Regions from separate parts of the Homo sapiens genome. Here region 1 is linked to region 2. The links are chromatin contacts, found by Hi-C or POLR2A ChIA-PET in ENCODE. All regions are on one chromosome and are shown on one strand. Each heading gives the region's core, a stretch centred on a gene start or an enhancer-like site at or near the end of the contact. The rest is flanking DNA. Distances are from core to core; before and after follow the strand shown. Region 1 holds the start of MSMP (microseminoprotein, prostate associated). Region 2 holds the start of PIGO (phosphatidylinositol glycan anchor biosynthesis class O).

Region 1 (5,923 bases), core at 1,362-3,861, 660 kb after region 2:
ACGTTTGGCATCTTCAAATCTGTGTACAGACTTGGCGAGGACGTGGTGGGGACCTTAAACTTAGGGGAAGGAACCGTAGCTTGTTTGCAGGTAAGAAGGGAGCAGAGCTTCTTACCTGCTGGGGTGCTGGGGTTGAAGGGCTAGGGTGGAAGGCCTGTATAAAGAGGGGTGGCATGTAGAAGGGGATAGTGGGGTCATCCAGGGTCCCTTTGTAAAACAGCTTGAGGTTGGGCTGTCCTCTCACCTACAGACAGCACTTCCTGTTAGCACACACCTGTCTCTTGCTCCCAGTTTTCAGTCAGCTTACAGACCGAGGAGCGTGTACAGCCTGAGTACCAGCGGCGACGTGGGGCAGGGGGTGTCCCCTCTGTGTCACATGTGACTCACGCCCGGCACCAGGAATCCTGCCTACATACAACTAGAACCAGCTTCTCCCTCCCAATCCCTCTCAGCTCCACCCCAGGCTTCTGTACAGCCATTGGTGAGACCCTCACTGTTACTGGAGAAGGGAGAGGGGGACAGTAAAATGCTGTGCTAAGGGAGGGTGTAATGGATCCTGATTCCTTATACACACTCCCAGACATACCCACGTCTAGCCTCTGACCCGGAACAGTTTCTCAGACCTTCAACCTCTTCCTGTTTCTTAGATGCACTGACCCCTAAACTCCTAACAGCTTGATAGAACTCCTTCCCCACACCTACCTACTAGGACCCTGTGATACACTGATTTTTGATTACTTCATGCTACCTAGACTTGACTGCCTCACTCTTAGGTTATTAGGTACTTAATACTGCTATCTTCAGCTCACATCTGTGGTAGTACCCATTGCTTCAGAAAAACCCTTAATCACAGCTCCCTGCCCTGTGACTTTTCCCTGTCTTCCTGAACACAGATTGTTTTCTTCTCATTCACTAACTATATCCTGTCATTGGCTTTTACTCCTGCTAGCTTCTGATGCTTCTACCTTAATCTTTTTCTTCCATAGTGTCCTTGAAGTGGAGATTGCATTTTGAATTTGTAACGTCCCGAGAACCAGGATTGGTACTCCTACCCCCTGTGGAACAGCCCGAACCTACCACCTGGACAGGACCTGAGCAAGTACCTGTAGACACCTTCAGCTGGGACCTGCCCATCAAGGTGCTGCCTACTAGCCCCACCCTGGCCTCATATGCTGCCCCAGGCCCCAGCACCAGCACCATAACCATCTGAAACTGGCCCACCCTGGTGCTAGTTCCTTCCGGATACTGAGAACTCAGCACCTGGACTCTAATGGGACCCACTTTTTCCACCTGGGGTCCAATGTCGTGGACAGTGAGAGTCGGGCTTTCAGCTATAGCATTAATTTATTTGTTCAGAATACATTGGCAGCTGCTAGTGGTTTCCCTGGAAGTGGCAGCAGCAGTGAGCAGTCAGCAGATGGATGATCAGTTGAGTTTAGCTGGAGTGGGGAGCAGGAGCCCCAGGAACAGGGGTGTTGGCTGAGCCCCATTCTGGGTCAGGCCCTCCCCCTTTGCAGGGCAGCCGAGGGTCAGATTTTTGCACCAAGGAGAACTGGCAGGTTCCTGCCTCCTGACGTACCTCACACCCAGCCGGGAAGTCGATGGGATGCTGGGACCTGGGGAACCAAGGATAGGGGAAGGAGTCAGCACAGTGAAAGGCTGCCTTTATCCCTGCCCACATGTTCCCTCTCTCACAGTTTTCCCCCCACAGAGCCCCTTTCAGTGGCCCCTTGGTCCTCCTAACTAAGCTGTCACCTACCATATGTGGGCCTTTTTGTTTTATAACAGGAGTATTTTCTCTCCAGGTCCACCCCAACCTCCCCTGATTTATAGCCTGAAGCCTTATCTTTCACACTAGTGTTGGTCCCTTCAGGTTTGGCCCATCTTGTATTGCTCTTCTGTTCATTCTTACATCACAGCAATCTAGTCACTCCCTGGTCATCCCTCAGTCACTCATATCAGAGTCATTCTCTCTGGCCATCTTTGGTCACTCACGTGTCACAGCAGCCCACGCCAACAGGATGCAGACAGGTGCAATGGAAACAGTCCTTGCGGAGCCAAGACTCACCCAGGGTAAAATATTTCCCCTCATAGTGACAGGGGGCTAGGGAAGAACGGGAAATGTTAGTAGGTGTAGGAGTGCTGATGAGAGGCAGAGGCTCTTCTGGTCTGGGGTGGAGACAGTAAGTACGCACTATCCCCGTATTTAGTTTGTCTTTCCTGTTTCACAGCTGGAGGAAGCCTGGGTATTTTGACACGGGATCATCTGTAAGGCCCCATCCTCCCTGTGCCCTCTCTGCTGCTCCTCCATTCCTAACGCTTCACCCCACTTTACCTTGAGCTTGGAAGTAGCACTTGCTGTAGACTCCTGGGTGCTGGAGGAGTAGAGACATCACCAAGCAGATGATCCCCCAGCCTCCTAGGATCCCCTTGGCCTGTCCAGCCCAGAGCATCCTTAGGGCCATTGCTGCTGCACAGCCCTCTCAGACCCTTCTTGGCCTCTGCTCAGCTACTCTGGTCTTGACTCCTTGACTTTGCTTTGCGTTGCTCCTTGAGTCTTAGTTTCTGTCTTTCTCCCCTGGGCTCCTGTCTCACACTATCTCCCTGCCCTCTGCTCTCACAGGCTGGGGATGTTTATAAAGTGAGGACCCTGGCCCCCTGCTGAGTAGAGCTGGAAAAGTTGTAACTCTGTTTCCTGAGGTGAGGGCATGAAAACAAGAGGTCTAGCTTTAACAAGCTGTGAGAGCTGATTCATGCCCCGGCACAGCTAGAGGGAGGGAGGTGGCCATGGAGGGGGCACTGGACTGGGCACTTCCCCAGCAAGGAGGCAGGAGGGGCGAGGGCCCCCAGGTGGTCCCCAGATCTCTTCCCTGACCTGGAGAGAAGGAAGCATTCCACCTTCCCCCTTTCTCCCCCACTGCCACCACCAGGGGTGTGTATGCTGGGATCCCTGCCTGGACCGGAGGGAGGCATTTCCTGGGGATGGTTAATCCTGTGCCCCAGCCAAACCCAGGAGCTGCAATAGGGTGCGACGGCCAGAAGCTCCAGGAGAGTGAGCAGGCACCTGGAGTGGAGACTGTGTTTCCCTCAGATCCTAGGGCAGGGTTTCCCTAATGTATCCAAGAAATAGGGCTGCCCCTCAGAGATGGTGGGGAGGGTCTCTTTTCCTCAGGCATTCCAGAGGTGAACTGTCCATTGCTTATCACCTTCAAACATACAGCAGATGTGGGATCACCCCACATCTGGGGATGGTTCTTTCCCCTTTCAAAGAGGAGCATCTCTAAGTGCCCTGATGGGATGAATCACTCCAGGTTCACAGAGGTGTCCTCTCTTTCCTCCCATATATAATGGAGTGAGGTTTTTAGGAATTTATCATTTGGCATCCTCTGAGTTTCCCACAGGTTCTGGAGGAGCCCAGGATGGATTATTGAGAGCATGGGCTGTAGAGACAGTCTTCTTGGATTCAGATCCTGACTCCACTTAGCTATGTAACCTGGTCAGATTACTTCACCTCTCTGAGCCTGTTTCCTCATCTATAAATTGGGGATAGTAATGCCAACTCATTGGGCTGTTATGAGGATTACTGAGATAATGCGTGCAGTGCTCTTATCACCATCTCTGGTGCGTAAGCGTCAGGAAATAGCAGTTGCTGTGATTGGGGCTAAAGCTCTGAGGCAAAATGGGCGACATTATTTTCTTTGAATGACATTAAGCAGTTTGTGCATAGCTGAGGGCTTCTATTGGGGATGGCTGTCTCCTGGCATAGACCTCTGCACCTTTCACACTCATACTCCTTGTCAGCAGTCCCCAACCTTTTTGGTACCAGGGACCGGTTTTGTGGAAAACAATTTTTCCACCAGTGGATGGAGGGGGATAGCAGCGGGGAGATGATTTTGGGATGAAACTGTTTCATCTCAGATCATCAGGCATTAGATTCTCATAAGGAGTGTGCAATCTAGATCCCTTGCATGCGGAGTTCACAGTGGGGTTTGCACTCCTGTGAGAATCTAATGCCTCTGCTGATCTGCCAGGAGGAGGAGCTCAGGCGGTAATGCTCACTCGCCTGCCGCCCACCTCCTGCTTTGTGCTCCCGCTTCCTAACAGGCCACAGACTGGTACTGGCCTGTGGCCTGGGGGATGGAGACCCCTAATCCATGTCACCTTTCCCACCTCTTTCAAAAACAGGTACCTCCAGGAACATTTTGGTTTTGGCCCTTGTATTGACTTCTGAATGTCTAGTTTGAGAAACTGTTCCCAATAAGCCTTCTTCCCCCAGATCTGCACCCTCGCCTCTACCCTAGGACAAGATGTCCTTTTCTCATCATCCTGCCAGGCTAACTTTAAGTCTCCTGCTTTTTCTCACTTGGATTTGGATCCATTTCTTCCTATTTCCGCTCATGTGAACTCTCCAGTTCTCCTTTCTCACCACTCTCCTGCTAGCCATCTCTTTGGCACTAAAGGCCCTGGTCAAATTGGATTTCTTTCATTTTTCCACACTTCAAAGACCCATGTTCTAGGTATTCTCCATAGGGATAGTCTCTTTGGCATTTATTTGGTTTTTCTACGTTTTCAGTCCCATTTACTCCAAGACTCACTCCCTGCCACCTAGTGCATCAGATACAGCTACTTCTGGCTGACTTTTCAAGGGGGACCACCCTACCTGTCATCTCTTCACTGTTCAGAAATGACTGTGTCAGTGCACCTCAAACTCCCTTGCTGTCCTTTTCCAAGGAGACAGCTAAGGTGGATGGAGATGCAGAATGGACCTCACGTTCGCCCTAGTCAGGACTGATACCCTTTCCGTTTCAGAGGATTGCCAAGAAAAAACTCACAGTTGAGGCAGGGTGCTCTGAGGTCGGCTGCGGTGTGGGAGGCACGGCCTGGGCCTGCTCTCTGGGCTGGAGCAGGTGGATTCGAAGGCCTGTCTAGCACGAGGGCCCAAAGGTCTTGTCAGTGGCCAGTAGCTCTGCCGCCTTTCCCAGAGAGGGGGTCCAGGGGACATCCTGGAAGGCTGGGCCCTGGGCCACCTTCTGCTCTTGCAAGCTAGAGCCAGCCCAATAGGGGGCGGATGTGAGTGGGGAGCTGGGGCGCATGAAGGTGGGGGTGATGCCGAAGGGGAAGGGATCGCCAGTGGGGATTGGTGCGTGTGCGGAAACGGGGACAGAAGTGAAGGTTCATCGCCTATAACGAAGATGAGGTAGGCATATAGGGGCTTCTGGAAAGCTAGAGGCTGGGCTGAGCCAGGAGTCCTCTCCCAGAAGTTGGGGGGCGGTGCAGAGGTGTGGGTCGAGCCCGCATGCGTGCCTGCTGGGGAGGGGGTGAGTGGTGAGGACCAGGCCCGCTGGGTCCTGGGGGCGCGGTGGCTGGCGCGCAGGTCCCGGAGGGGGCGGCTGGCGCGCACTACACGCTTGGGAACAAGGAAAACATCCGCCGGAGGCCCGGCCGGGCGGCGCTCCAGCCTCGGGGCAGGTGCGCGGAGAGGAAGTGAGAGCATTCCGGCCCCCCCACCCCAACCCCGGCCGCTGGCCCTCTGGTGAGTCACAGCCGACCCCCGCCGCCGGAGGGAGAGGGGAGCTGCGGGCCAGAGCCCCGGAGGGTCTGGAGGAGCCAGGAGGGTTTCTGGGAGCAGAGGGTCACTTAGTGGGCTTCTGTCGTGGTGTCGCTACGGGCGCGAAACGGACACTGAACACAGTCTGACTGTATGGAGGCAGGTGGGGAGGGATCCCCTGGGAGAACTTGGCGGGCCGAGAGCAGACCCCAGGGCAAGGAGGGGCCCCCGAGGGGGAAACCGGGAGTCGGGCAGGTGGCGTAACCCAGAAAGGGAAGGAGAGCCGGATTGATTGGGGTGAGAGAGGAAGGAAGCACGCCAAGTTAGGCCTGGGAGAACTGAGGGACCTGAGGAGGGAGGAGGGAGACCAACACA
Region 2 (6,590 bases), core at 1-2,500:
TATCAGCACCAACACAACCCGCGAAAATCGGGAAGCCATCCAGCAGGCCCCAGGTTTCCCTTGGCTCCCCCATGGCAGGGACCCAGGGCCTGGGGGCTCTTGGCAGCTGCTATGGTTGGTGAGCTCCAAACGGGTGAGCAGGAAGCCACTGGTGAAGAGGGCAATGCCAGCGTAGAAGAGGAAGCAGACCCAGGCCAGGAAGAGCAACACTGAGGCTTTCTGCATCCTGATAGGGGTGGGGAAGTAAATTCATTACTGTGGGGCAAAGAACCAGTGGATATTCTGGTCCCTGAATACAAGCCCAGCTAGAATCACTTCCTCCCGGAAACCTTCCTGGAGATAAACCATTTCACAGCCAACCCCTCGCAATATTACTCTCCTCCTATTTCCAGGCTGGGCATGGTGGCTCACGCCTGTAATCCCAGCACTTTGGGAGGCCGAGGCGGGCGGATCACCTGAGGTGAGGAGTTCGAGACCAGCCTGGCCAAAATGGCGAAACCCCGTCCCTACTAAAAATACAAAAATGGGTGGCGGGCACCTGTAGTCTCAGCTACTGGGGAGGCTGACGCAGGAGAATCGCTTGAATCGGGGAGGCGGAGGTTGCAGTGAGCCGAGATTGAACCACTGCACTAGAGTCTGGACAACAGAGGGAGACGCCGTTTCATGAGGTCCCACCCCAGATCTACTGAATCAGGATCTTCGAGGGGTAGAGCATAGGAACGTTCACATGTACAGGCAGGAAATGCTAATGCTGCCTGTACATGTGAACAGTCAGGAGGGAAACTTATTCCAATTGGTAGTCAGGCTCTCTTACACGCCGTTTCTGCGCCTCTCCCCTCGCCAATCTCAATACCCAGTGGAAAGGGATCGAAGCCGCAGGGGAATCCGGGCCCAGCCGACGGCGCCGCCTGGCGGGCACCGAGGGGACGAAGGGGAGGAGTCACTCTCCGCTTCCGGGCGGCCAGGTTCGCCAGGAGACCTGAGGCACGACCTTCGCCACGCAAGGAGGCTGGGGCCCGGGTCGAGAGTCGACTGGGCCTCCGCTGGGACCCAGGCGTGCGACCGGCTCTGCCTCCTCCGGTAACTACCCAGCCTCCCGCTGGGCACCCTAGCCGCGGTACTGAGCACCTTGGTTAGGAGCTGAGGGGAAGAGGGAGACTCCCTTACTTCAGGGTGAGGGGAATACCGGGGGGTGAGGTTCTCGGGAGACCCTGGCTCACCTGCAATGGCACCCGGAAGTGCGGCGGCGGCGGCGCCTGCGACCTGGCAGCACAGAGATGCGTGCGCCAGACAGAGTGGCCCGTCGGTGGCTCCATCGCCATCTGCCGGCACCTCGGTGGAAGTTTGGCCAGGAGCGTGGGGCTGGCCCCAGTTTGATGGGATATTTAGTAATTGAAAATTGGGGACAGGGGACCAAGCTGGAGGAAGAGTTCAGGGAACCACTGTCCATTCATGGTTACGACTAAGAGCACGGCTGCTGGAGTCAAACTTGACTTGAATCCTAGCTTGGCCGCACATATTGTCATCATTAGGCATTACCTCATCTGTAAAATGGAGATAATACTTATTTTCCCTTTTTTGCTTAGCTGAGTCCAACTGAGATTTCATTACTCCTCCTTTCAAAGCCTGTAACTAAATCTTACGACTGAATAATTAAGCAAATAATCCTTCGGAGTGGAGGAGGGGAGGCTGGGCCCAGTGGTTCACACCTGTAATCCCAGCACTTTGGGAGGTCAAGGCAGGTGGATCACCTAAGGTCAGGAGTTCAAGACCAGCCCGGCCAATATGACGAAACGCCGTCTCTACTGAAAATACAAAAGTTACCCGGGAGTGGTGGCGGGCGCCTGTGATCCCAGATACCTGGGAGGCTGAGGCAGGAGAATCACTCGAACCCAGGAGGCAGAGGTTGCAGTGAGCCGAGATTGCACCACTGCACTCCAGCCTGGGCAACAGAGCAAGACTCCCTCTCAAAAAAAAAAAAAAAAATGCCAGGCACGATGACTCACACCTGTAAGCCCAGCACTTTGGGAGGCTGAGGCTGGAGAATCAGTTGAAGTCAGGAATTGGAGACCAGCCTGGCCAACATGCTGAAACCCCAACTCTACTAAAAATTACAAAATTTAGCCAGGCGTGGCGATGTGTACCTGTAGTCCCAGCTACTGAGGAGGCTGAGACTGGACAATTGCTTGAAGCCAGGAGGCAGAGGCTACAGTGAGCTGAGATCGTGCTACTGCACTCCAGCCTAGGCAACAGAGCAAGACTCTGTCTCAAAAAGAAACAAAACCCGTCCACTGGTTTCTCATCTCAGAGTAAAAGTTCTTGCATTGGCTCTACATGGCCCTGCACACTATCTGCCTCTTCCCCTTCTGATTCATCTAGCTGCCACTTCTTTGCTTCCCTAACTCTGTTCCATCCACAGCAGTTCTGCCTCAGGACCTTTGCATTTGCCATCTCCTCTGTCAGCTTCAGTTCCCGATGCCGAAATGGATCTCCATCACCTTCATATTGAAGCTCAACTGTAACATCAGCAAGGCTTCCTGCAATCCCCTACTTTACTAGTTCAGCACCTCCCACCACCACACCCCCTGGAAAAATTTCCCCTCACTTCCTTAATTTCTTCCATAGCACAACTCATCAGCATCTGAAATTCTACACGTATTTATGGTTTATCCCCTCCGAGTAGAATGTGAGCTCATTGAGGTCAGGGAATTCTGTTTTCTTCATGATATCCTCAGCACCTAGCATATATTTGAGGTTCACATACTGACCAAACGAATAAAGGAATATGTTAATTTTTAAAAAAAGTTGAGTTATTCTTCCACCTTCATCCCCATAGCCCCTTATCTCAGTTCAGACCTCATCCCTTCTCCAGGATCACTGAGGCAGCCTTCTCACTGTCCTCCCAGCCTCCTGTGTCTCCCTACTATCCCTTCTCCACATTGCAGCAAGACAGCTCTAACTAAAACATTAATGTGATTACTGTTATTTTTTTCTTTTTTGTAGAGATAGGGTCTTACCATGTTGCCCAGGCTGGTCAACTCCTGGGCTCAAGTGATCCTCCCACCTCAGCCTCCCAAAGTGCTGGGATCACAGGTATGAGTCACTGTGCCTGGCCAATGTGATGTTTTATCTTAAAATTCTTCATGGGAAGGGAAAAAAACCCTTCATAGGCCGGGCACAGTGGCTCACGCCTGTAATCCCAGCACTTTGGGAGGCTCAGGCGGGCAGATCACGAGGTCTGGAGTTCGAGATCAGCCTGACCAACATGGTGAAACCCTGTCTCTACAAAAAACAAAAAAATTAGCCAGGTATGGTGGCGCATGCCTGTAATCCCAGCTACTAAGGAGGCTGAGGCAGGAGAATTGCTTGAACCCGGGAGGCGGAGGTTGCAGTGAGCCGAGATCATGCCATTGCACTCCAGCCTGGACAACAGAGGGAGACGCTGTCTCAAACAAACAAACAAAAAAACCCTATTACCCTAGGGATAATGTCCAACCCCTTCAACAAGAATCTCATTCCTTGTGACTTGGCCCTTGCCATGTAGTCACATCCCCCTTAACACTATACCCTTCAGCCAACTTCTCTCAAGCAGTGAGCCTTTGTTTATTCTAGTCCAGGACCTGACTTGGTGAAAACTTGCTAACTTTTCCAGCCTGAGTTCAGTGGCAATCAGCAACGCTGCTACTCATAAGCTGATATGCTCTTCCCACCAAGATCCCTCAGCCAGAACTTTCCTCTACCACAGCATTTATCACTTTTTTTTTTTTTTTTAACAGAGTGTCTCACTGTTGCCAGGCTGGAGTGCAATGGCGTGATCACGGCTCACTGCAGCCTCCACCTCCCAGGTTCATGCAATTCTCCTGCCTCAGCCTCCCAAGCAACTGGGACTACCCGCACATGCTACCACGCCCAGCTAGTTTTTGTATTTTTAGTAGACGGGGTTTCACCATATTGGCCAGGATGGTCTCAATCTCCTGACCTCATGATCTGCACACCTCAGCCTCCCAAAGTGCTGGGATTACGGGTGTTGAGCCACCACGCCCGGCCACATTTATCACTTTCTATCACTGTCTGCTTCCTGTCTGTTTTCCCTACCTGACCTTGTATTCTGTGAAAGCAGGGACCACTGGGTTTCAGGTATTTTTGTAATCCAGTGTCTAGTAATGAGCTTGGCACTTGGTAGACATTCAATGTTTTTGAATAAATGAATGAGGAGCACCCTCAGTCCCTGAAAACCCTTTAAGTATGCCAGTGCAGGGTAGTAGTTTCTCATGAAAGTACTTCTTTCCCACGAAAAAACCCCCAAACACCTGCCTCAAACACACAGCCCCACACTTAGCAGGAAGGGGACTTCACTTCCCAGCCAGCAGTTCAGTGAACATATGGTTTAACACTTCCACCCTATCCCACAGTTTCTCTTGAAGACAAAAATGATAGTTTCACTTTACAAGAAGTTCACTCTTATTCATGGAGGCATCATGCTGACAGGACTGGATCCAAGGAAAATGCTAGTGACTTTCCCAACTTCATTCCCCAATCAAAGAGGACAGTTTCTGGTTTGCCACTGGTGAGTTTATTACACGACTAAAGTTCAAATAAAAAAATAAAAACCAAAATCTTGGCAGGGAAGCTAGAGCCAGAATCAGGAAAATCTGCTTCCTTGTTCCCAGACTCCCTGGCCAAGCCCAGCTCCACTAACTCATCTTGACTCGATCAAGTTCCTCATCAAGACTTGCATCTGTACCCTGGACATCTCTGCTGCTCCCACTGGAGAGTGAGTCTGGAGTCCCTGGCACTGGGGCTTTGGTGAGGGCTCCATATACACCCATGGCCTGAGGAGAGGAACAGAGAGAATACCATGAGGACACTTGACAGAGGTGCAGCCCAGCCTACCAATGGCTAAACGGGAAAAGATGGCATGGGGGCCAGTAAGTTGGTTTTCCTTTCTCCCTCTCTCAAACCTGTCTTGTAAGCTCTGGAGTTGATTTTAGGAATCTTGCAAACCATCAGAGTAAAGTGACTCTCAGAATACCAGCACAAGTATCTACCAAAAAAAGGTATCTCAAGAACTTCCATATTTGCAGGACTGAGTGGAGATGTTTCATTCTTAGATTCCATCTCTACAAAGAATGAAGGGAGGTCTAGGGCCAAGGCACTCTGAAGACCTTTATGGTATGTAAGTGTTGATGACGGTGGTGGGGTCTCAGTTTGGTCCCTGGCACCAGTGCTCTATGCTGGGTCCTCAGAGAGCTCTAACCTGAGCCACCATGCTGGTGACATCGCCAGGGTTGGAGGGCAGTAGGATAGTGTTGGAGTCCTTGGCCAGTTTGGAGAACGCGCTGACATACTGCTCGGCCACAGTCAGTGAAGCTGCTGCATCTCCATTCTGTGATCACAGGGGGATAAAAATCAGAGATCACCGATACGGAGAAGAAGGGGGGGATGGGGAATGAAGAAAGCAGTTCACAATAAAAAGGACCATGTAATCTGGCTCAACAGAGCCCACAGAGGCGGAACTCTCCTCAAGCGTAGATAAGAGAACCCCTTCCACTGTCAATTCCTGTCCCCATTCCCACCCAGGGGCCTCTCACATGTTGTGTCAGAGCTGCAGCCAGGATTCGAATAGCTTCAGCTTTAGCCTTGGCCTTCGCCAGAACTGCACTGGCCTCTCCTGCAAGAGAAGGGACAGAGCTTGCTTGACCCATGAAGTCAAAGTACCCCAAAGATCCTGCCCCAGCACCAATCTTCAAAGGCCCATGCCTTGCTCCTCCCTCAGCCTCTACCCTCTCCTGACCTGCTGCCTGATTTATCTGTTCAGCCTTTTCTGCTTCGGAGGCCAGGATCTGGGCCTGTTTCTTCCCTTCTGCCACATTGATGGCCGACTCTCGGGTCCCCTCAGACTCTAGAACTGTGGCCCGTTTCCGCCGCTCTGCCTCCACCTGGAAGCCCACAACAATCCCAATCAACAAGCCAAGGGAGACTGATACAGACATGCAACTCTACCCATCATAACAGGAGGGAAGTCTGGATCCTCCTGGTACTGGAGCACCCTGAGGCCCTTTTCCCACCCCTCCTTGGCCCCCACCTGCATCTGCATAGACTCTTTCACCCGGGGTGGCACATGGATATCCTTGATCTCATAACGGAGGCAGCGGATACCCCAGCAGTCAGCAGCTTGGTTGATGGCATCCACAATGCTGGCATTCAGGGACTCCCGTTCCTGGAAAAAGAGGTGTAAGCCCCACAGCCTCAACCTACCTATCAAGGGCCTACACTGAGAAGGGCCTGGGACTGATCTTGACCTTCAGAAAAGATTAAGAGTGTCAGGTTTGTGTCTTCAAACCCTAACTCTGGCTCAGATCTGCTTACCCGGAAGACTTTGTCCAGAGAGAGTTTGCCGAGCTCTGATCTCATGGTTGTTTGAGCTAGCTGGGTGACGGCATACTCAGGGTCCTCCACACCGTAGCTTGCCTGAGATGGACACGGATAGTGTAAGAAGCTTGGGCACAAGATTTTAGTGAAGAGGGCAACTCAAAAGGCTGGATAAAGTAGGGGACAGGTACCTTGTAAGGGTCCATGATGCGCAGGTA

What was found. Hi-C counts contacts between places; a loop is a spot of excess contacts on that map. ChIA-PET counts read pairs that join two places held with the same protein, here RNA polymerase II (POLR2A). Pooled maps may share reads with other maps.
Region 1: a loop to region 2 is called in a pooled map, with 3 times the contacts of the local background. The contact joins the promoter of MSMP here to the promoter of PIGO in region 2. A Hi-C loop is called at or near these places in 1 of 37 single-sample maps with no recorded cell type and 7 of 50 pooled maps. POLR2A ChIA-PET finds 5 or more read pairs at or near these places in 1 of 52 experiments (endothelial cell of umbilical vein).

The regions. Positions count from the first base shown.
Region 1 is chr9:35,751,665-35,757,587 of GRCh38, forward strand. MSMP (microseminoprotein, prostate associated) reads right to left here and starts at 2,612. Exons shown (of 3, transcript NM_001044264.3): 1 at 2,336-2,612; 2 at 1,996-2,104; 3 at 1,326-1,616. The coding sequence starts at 2,465. The coding sequence ends at 1,436. RGP1 (RGP1 partner of RAB6A GEF complex) reads left to right here. Exons shown (of 9, transcript NM_001080496.3): 7 at 1-90; 8 at 292-481; 9 at 987-5,923. The coding sequence ends at 1,210. RefSeq lists an enhancer at 1,226-2,425 and a silencer at 5,333-5,652.
Region 2 is chr9:35,095,341-35,101,930 of GRCh38, forward strand. PIGO (phosphatidylinositol glycan anchor biosynthesis class O) reads right to left here and starts at 1,251. Exons shown (of 11, transcript NM_032634.4): 1 at 815-1,251; 2 at 1-226. The coding sequence starts at 225. PIGO-AS1 (PIGO antisense RNA 1) reads left to right here and starts at 964. Exons shown (of 2, transcript NR_186491.1): 1 at 964-1,080; 2 at 2,420-2,804. STOML2 (stomatin like 2) reads right to left here. Exons shown (of 10, transcript NM_013442.3): 4 at 6,564-6,590; 5 at 6,370-6,471; 6 at 6,086-6,220; 7 at 5,795-5,939; 8 at 5,592-5,671; 9 at 5,258-5,386; 10 at 4,438-4,832. The coding sequence ends at 4,695. RefSeq lists an enhancer at 918-1,257.